Linked DNA regions of Homo sapiens: all the other regions are linked to region 2. Evidence: chromatin loops called from intact Hi-C (ENCODE). Cell type or tissue: heart left ventricle. All regions are shown on one strand.

Evidence for each region. Peaks named below come from ENCODE experiments on the same cell type or tissue, not always from the same donor. Only the 100,000 strongest peaks of a DNase experiment are listed, where the experiment ranks them.
Region 1: a loop joins it to region 2, with 10 times the contacts of the local background. A loop is called at or near these places in 37 of 110 quality-filtered maps.
Region 3: it touches region 2 in a loop (9-fold over the local background); 43 of 110 quality-filtered maps call a loop at or near these places.

What each region holds. Positions count from the first base shown.
Region 1 is chr7:137,815,792-137,818,291 of GRCh38, forward strand. All of the region lies in intron 1 of DGKI (diacylglycerol kinase iota), which reads right to left. Among named protein-coding and RNA genes, the nearest start is that of DGKI, 30 kb to the right of the region's middle. In heart left ventricle, a CTCF peak has its summit at 1,172 (motif pointing right); no DNase peak of the experiment used is centred here.
Region 2 is chr7:137,898,096-137,900,595 of GRCh38, forward strand. The region is part of intron 8 of CREB3L2 (cAMP responsive element binding protein 3 like 2); the gene reads right to left. Among named protein-coding and RNA genes, the nearest start is that of DGKI, 52 kb to the left of the region's middle. RefSeq lists enhancers at 1,276-1,345, 1,277-1,993. In heart left ventricle, CTCF peaks have their summits at 1,222 (motif pointing left) and 1,422; a DNase peak (open chromatin) is centred at 1,196; H3K4me3 peaks cover 406 bases; H3K27ac peaks cover 1,449 bases.
Region 3 is chr7:138,737,425-138,739,924 of GRCh38, forward strand. ATP6V0A4 (ATPase H+ transporting V0 subunit a4) reads right to left here. Exons shown (of 22, transcript NM_020632.3): 15 at 2,116-2,209. Among named protein-coding and RNA genes, the nearest start is that of SVOPL, 37 kb to the left of the region's middle. In heart left ventricle, CTCF peaks have their summits at 1,494 (motif pointing left) and 1,711; a DNase peak (open chromatin) is centred at 1,487.

The DNA of each region.
Region 1 (2,500 bases), 82 kb before region 2:
AGAAAAGAGACTTTAGATAGAAGCTTGTGCCCAAAGCAGAACTTGAAATGTGACTCTACTGCTCTTTCTATTTTCATTATGGGTACCCTTTTATATTATATTATAGGCCCTTATATATTTGTGATGTCAGGGTGTTCCCTGGGTCTGTTCCCATCATCAACCTGTCCCTAAATAATCAAGTCTGCTCTCCTGATTTCAGTTCCCATTACAAATTCCACACTTCATCTGAAACCATTCTCTTGAATGAGAGAATCCTTTTCATGTTAGCCTTCACCTTGATGGCTCACAGGTCCCTTGAGTGCGATATGACCAACATTTAGTTCATTATATTTCCCGTCCATCTATGTTTTGGATGCATTGTTTGAAACCCCTCAAATCCAATTCCCAAGTCACTTAACCCCCAACTCCCCATAGCATTCTCAGACTAATAGCCACAAAAAGCATGTGTGAATAAACACACAAGATCACCTTGGGCAATTTACCTCTTGAACACTGCCCCTTGCTAGATGTACATCTTGGGAAAATAACTCTCTTTCTCAGTTGGTTCATATGTAGAATGGAAATAATCAGATACCTACCCCCTGAGGTTGTTTTGGGGATTGAGTTAATACATGCAAAATGCTTGGAACAGGGCCTAGTATCAATGGTAAAAATGAATGTTAACTACTGTGATTATTCCAGGAACTCAGAGTCTATGTCCAACTTACCACATTCTTCCACTCAGAACACCCATATATTGAACTTTTCCATGCATTTTCCAATGTGCCTCACACTATTCTAAGCTCTAGAGATACAGCAGTGAACCAATCAAAGACCTTGTGGTGCTTATATTTTAAAAGAGGAGAGACAGATAATAAAAATAAACAAATGCATAATATAACATTAGATGGTATCAAAAGGTATAAAGACAAAAAACATTGTTTTGTAATAGAGAGTGACAGAGAAGGAGAGGCAAATTTTTATATGACAATAGGGGGTGAGTAAGGAAGCTGCTAAAGAAGGAACTTTTGAGTTAAGACCTGAATGATGCAATCCAAATGTAAAAAGATCCGAAGAAGGGAGTCTCGACCTTGGCACTAATGACACTTTGGACCAGAGAGTTCTTTGTTGTGAGGGGCCATCCTGTGCATTGCAGGATGTTTATCAGCAGCCTGACCTCTAACCACTAGATGCCAGTAGCATCCCAGGAGTTATGACAAAATCTCCCTCACTGAATAGCAACACTAAAATGACAATTTAAGTGATAAACACTGTTATCATTCTCGTCTCACTTCTTGACCCAACTGATCATGTTATATTTCTCGGTTACCAACTTGCTTTTTATTTCCTAATCAGCCAAGTCATTTCCCATGGCCATACCTGTGCTTATGCTGACCTCTTGACCTTTGTAGAAGACCCTTCCCACCCCTCTTCAGCTGAACAATTCCCCATCATCCTTTCATCAATTCGATTCAAAGTGTCATCAGTTCAAAGTGTCTCATTGTCTAATTCATTTGTATTCAGTGTCTATAACACACAGTAGGTGCTTGACACATACTCGGTGCTTAATAAATATTTATTGAATGAATTAACTACTTTGCCCTCAGGATTTTACAATTATTTAGAGGCCACAAGATATATATACCTATAACTCTCAAATAATACTAAAGGTGATAAGTGACGTACATTCAATAATAACAAAGTGTTTATTTGAGTTCAGAATGAGGAAAACATACTCTTCAATGAGTACTTTTCTTATGTGTATAGAACAAGTAAAGACTGTTGCTGTCGAATTGTGACTCACCTTCCCCCAATACAGTCCTATAGTCACAGACCATGGTCATAATTTCACTAGTGATTAATAAAGCCCTTGCAGACCAGATGTGAGGATATTTGGTAGGTCACACTGACCATCACTCCTACTGGAAAATCAATCTGCAGATACCAGTGGATTATTTCAATGATAAGAGTCCTATGAATGTAGAGAATGCAAACTGTATCTGAGTGAGGCCAATGCTAAAAGGTACCTTCCCATGCCTTTCTTACCCGTTCTTACCCAGTCTTTAATATGCCACATCTGTTTTATTCCTATGCATATGTGTCCCAGGCCTTCTTAGCCACAGCAGGGGCTAACATCAGACACTATGTACTAGTACGAACTTATCAGTCATCCACAACCAGTACCAGTTGCTCCATATTTTGAATATTCTTATTGGCTTCACCATTACTTGGCTACACACTATCAATGACATTGTCTTACAGCATGAGAATCATATAGAAACCGTTTATTCCATTTGGTTACAAAGATGAGCTAACTGGGAATATTTTGAGAAGATGGCAGGCTACCAAGCTAAAAACCTTCTAAGACAAAATTGAAGGAAATACACCCAACCCGAAAGCAAACAAGCAACTCAGAGATTTAGAATTGCTCTGAAGTTGGTCCAAACTGCTCATCATGTGATTCCATTCCATAATAATCCTCTAGGTCAAAAGTTCAATAAGCATAAACTAATATTTAGGA
Region 2 (2,500 bases):
AAAGAATCTGAATAGACATGTCTCTAAAGAAAACATAAAAATGGTCAACTGGTATATGAATAGGTGCTCACTGACACTAGTCATCAGAGAAACGTAAATCAAAACCCTACATGATATCACTTCACATCTGTTAGTACTATCATTATAAAAAAGACAAGGCGCGAAAAGTGTTGGCAATGGTGTGGAGAAAAGGGAACCCTTCCACACTGTTAGTGGGAATGTAAATTAGTAAAACCATTATGAAAAACAGTGTAGAGGTTCCTCAAAATATTAAAAATAGAACTAGCATATAACCCAGCAATCCCTCTGCTGGTATATACCCAAAGACAATGAAATCAGCATCTCATGGTTACTTGTGTACCCATGTTCATTAACGATGAAGAGTCTTGCTTTAGAAAAATATTCTGCTAATAACTGGAGGAGAAATGATAGAATTCTATAAGGCTACTTTCAAACCCCTAATGTATTGATCTCTCTAGCCAATAAGTATACATTGTGGAGAACCGAATAACCAATTTTTATGTTCCTTCTGATGGAGGCATGTAGTGGAACCTATGAAGAATTCTTACCAAAAACCAAAACCAAACAAAGTAGAGTCTGTAGTGGACGAAGGACTGTGCTAACGGACACCACAAGGACATTACAGGTAAACTAAGACCAGGAAGACTCTACAGGACAACTGACTCGGCCTTTACTAAATAACAGCAAAGACATGCAAGAGAACTTACAGACAAAAAGATATGTAATGGACATATCAAACAGTTTGAACACATGGACCTTATTTGGATATCTGATTCAAACAAGCAAACAAAAATAAAAATGTGGAAGGAGGGAGGGAGGGAGGGAGGAACAAAGGAAAGAAGGAAAGGAAGGAAGGAAGGAAGGAAGGAAGGAGGGAGAAAGGAAGGAGAAGGGGAAAGGAAGGAAGGGAAGGAAGAAAGGAAGAAAAAAGAAAGAAAGAAAAAGAAAGAGAAAGAAAGAAAAGGAAGAAAAAGGAAAGAGAAGGAAGGAAGGAAGGAAGGAAGGAAGGAAGGAAGGAAGGAAGGAAGGAAGGAAGGAAGGAAGGAAGGAAGGAACACGCAGCACAGTCCACCTGCAGAGGAGAGGAGAGACTTCCCAGGCAAGGTAGTGGGGTCGGTCCTTCTCCCTCACACACCCGGACTTCGCCCCAGCACATCCCTGCTGTGCCTCTGCTGCCCCCATGTGGCCCAGGGAAGGCCTGACACGGAGCCTGTAGAGGACGAAACCTGAACACAAACTCCAAGGAGGTCTTTGCTCTTCCCCTTTTCGCCAATTCTTGGCCAGGATTTGTCCCACCCACCCATGAACATGGGGCTGCTGCGGAAGCAAGTGCCAGGATGGGTGCCGGGAACGCCTATCGGCTCAGGATGCTAAAAACATGCATACATATGCTGGCTCGGGGAGCAGGATCCAGAGAAACAGAGCCGCCTCAGGCAATCCCCCCAGGGAGAGGAAGTGGAGATAAAAACAGAGGAAGCCCCAGCAGACTAACGGCCAAAGGCAAGCAGTGAAACCAGCTCCCTTGCCTCATGAGATCAAGGTAATGCCACACTAAGTTGGTGGCACTTCCTCCCTTTGGGCAGTCTGTCTTACAGAGCACTTGGGGTGAACTGCCCCTGACTGCTATCTGAGCACACATTCCCAGAAATGCAGAGAAAATTTCAGGGGGATCCCACTGGCGGTAGTTTTAGCTTATGTCTATATTAGCTGGCTTTTTGAGCAACAAACCATGAAGCATCAGGAAACGGGAATTAAATTCATTTGTTATTATCAAATAACATGCAAAGAGATTTAAACTGATCCCTTAATATTTGCACAATTGTTACTGGGCATTAACACTGACCCTTAATCTGATTAAATTTTTGTTTACCCAGTAAGTCCATTTTTCTCTGCTTAATTTGTTGGATCTCTAACACTCAGGGTGACAGGAGTCTCTAAGAAATAATTGTCACAGCACAGGTATGTATCATGTGTGCACATGAACACATACATTCTGGATGAAACTCCCCAAAAGCCAGTTTCTTAACCCTGCACTTTCACCCCTTTCTCTTGCATATGAGCCAGGCATAAACCTCCATATACTCCTCCCACATCCAGGCTCCAGAGCCAGACTGCCTGGGTTCAAATGCAGCTTTAGCGGTTACTGTGTGACCTTGGACAAATCACCTAGACTTTCCGAGTTTCAGTTACCTCCTCTATATAGTGAGGATGATAATAATGGCATCTCATAGGGCTAAATGAGTTCATAGCTGTAAAGTGCTTAAAATAGCACTGGGCACAGCAAGTGCTAGAGGAATTTATCAACTTGGTACCGTTACAATTTTTGTAAAATGGGTTTGAAATGCAATTAATAAACTAGCTAATTTTAAAAAACTAATTTAAAAAACAATGATTTGCAGCCGGAGCAGTGGCTCAGACCTGTAATTCCAGCATTTTGGGAGGCCAAGGTGGGGGCGGATCATGAGGTCAGGAGATTGAG
Region 3 (2,500 bases), 840 kb after region 2:
TCTTTTTCTTTATAAATTACCCAGTCTCAGGGATGTCTTTATCACCAGCATGAAAAGGGACTAATACAGACGTGTTCTGTTAAAGTGGTTATCTCTGAGGAACAGGACTGCAGGAACTGGAGAGGTAGGAAAGGCAACTCCCGCTTTTCTTTTTCTTTTTTTTTTTTTTTTTTTTTGAGAAGAGTCTCTCTGTATCACCCAAGCTGGAGTGCAGTGGTGTGATCTCAGCTTACTGCAACCTCTGCTTCCCAGATTCAAGTACTTCTCCTGCCTCAGCCTCCCGAGTAGCTGGGATCACAAGCATATGCTACCATGCCTGGCTAATTTTGGTATTTTTACTTTTTTTTTTTTTTTGAGATGGGCTCTCACTCTGGTTGCCTAGGCTGGAGTGCAGTGGCATGATCTCAGCTCACTGCAACCTCCACCTCCCAGGTTAAAGCAATTCTCCTGCCTCAGCCTCCCAAGTAGCTGGGACTACTGGTGTGTGCCACCATGCCCAGCTAATTTCTGTATTTTTAGTGGAGACAAGGTTTCACCATGTTGGCCAGGCTGGTCTCGAACTCCTGACCTCAAGTGATCCACCCGCCTCAACCTCCCAAAGTGCTGGGATTACAGGCATGAGCCACCACATCTGGCCAACTCCTGCTTTTCTTTATATAATATTTTGTGTGGTATAGATTTTTTTAAATCATATATATGTATTATTTTAGGATAGAAAGACCAGAAATTTTCAAAATTCTAAATGTTACTAGGAACAGATTTCATTATTTTCAATATCCCACATTCTCTTTCACCCTGACATATTTTCTTTCTTTTCTAACTTGTGGGCAGATGACAAAATTGCATCAGAGTAGAAACTCAGGATCACTCAGTTCTGCAATGTGAAATACCGTAGCTCCACTCTGTCTGAGGAGCAGAAATGGACAGGCAGGATTTGCTGATGAATTAACTGTGGGCTGTGGAGGGGAGAGACGAGACCATTGGAGCAATGAGATTCCAAACAAAGGAAGATCAACCAGACCCTAAGATCATCCCCGTCTAGATTCCTTCTCCACCTGCTTACTAAACATGAAATTCCTTTGACCAAGGACAACGTCTTGCAGGCCACAAAAATTCAAATTAGTTTTTAGCACTTTGCAACTTACACACCAGCCTTCAAGGACTTTACCACTTTTGATAAAACTTAGAATGCAAGTGTCCCTGGGTGGCAAGTATAAACAAATCCTGGGCAAAATTCATGTTTTTATAAGGGCAGGGAGGCGGGCGATAGCGGAATGACACAGGAAAACTTAAGAGGAGGTGACCTGTAAGATGGGAGAGACTGGAAACCAGTTTTAGGGCTAGTACTATTTACTCCTAATTGTCAGCAACGAAAACGGAGGTCTCAGGTTCTCTCCCATAAAGAAAGAGCTTAGAAGAAACATGGACAGCATTTGCCAGGTTCAATTTCAGACTACTCACGCTCATTTGGAGCACAAGGCCGCCACCTGGTGGCAGCATGCACTGGGCCAATAGAAATGAACAGCTTTACATGAACGGGCATGTGTTGTATCTCCTCAAAACCGCTTTATATCTACAGGCTGCGAGGAAGTATCGTTTTGCTTAGCTCAAATCTAGCTGACTGAGATAGATATAACAAACATAAAATGAAGCAAATACCTTTTTTAAAAAGCGTCAATTCTATGCAGTAAAACAAAGCAAACATAAAAGTAAATCCACACTTTTTTAGAAAAAAGGGAAATGTTTCCCACTGCAAGAAAATACAAAGCAGGGAACTTAAACTTGATTAGGACGCTAAATAGCTCATGTAATATGCATACTCCCCAGGCAACCAAGTGCCTTTTAAAGAAGCAGTTATTAACCACCAGGGATATGATTGATGGAGAAAGAGGCAGACGTTTGGGGGACTGTATGGAAAATGGGGCTGGGTAGAAGGTGTAGACAGAACTTTTACTTGACTCTGGCTCTATGTGTCACAAAAACGTCAGCAGAAGTTATTTTATCTCAACACAAGTTTGTTGATTTGACAGGCTTTGTTGGCCTTTTCTTCTCTCTCCAGAGGTCTCCTCAAGATAGTTCACATAAGAAATATTTAACCCAAGAAGACATTATTACCGGATCAATCCCAAACGGGTATGGATTTCCAAAATACACTCCTGGTATGGCTGGGTCCAGCTGCAGATATAGACTTTCCTCCATTACATGAGTACTTTAGAGGGAGAAAAGGAGAAAAACAAACAATGATCAACCGGGGCAGAAAAGATACTATAATACCACCAGTCACGAACTTGCCCATCAAAGTCCAACTACTGGTGCAATTCATCACTTTGGTTGGTTCAATATCTACTACACATCAAGTATTGTCCTAAACACTGAGGCTACAATCTGAGTTTGCAAAGAGATCTCAGCCTGATGTGCTATAGTAAAGAAACTCAGGGCCGGGAGCAGTGGCTTACATTCATAATCCCAGCACTTTGGGAGCCTGAGGTGGGAGGATCCC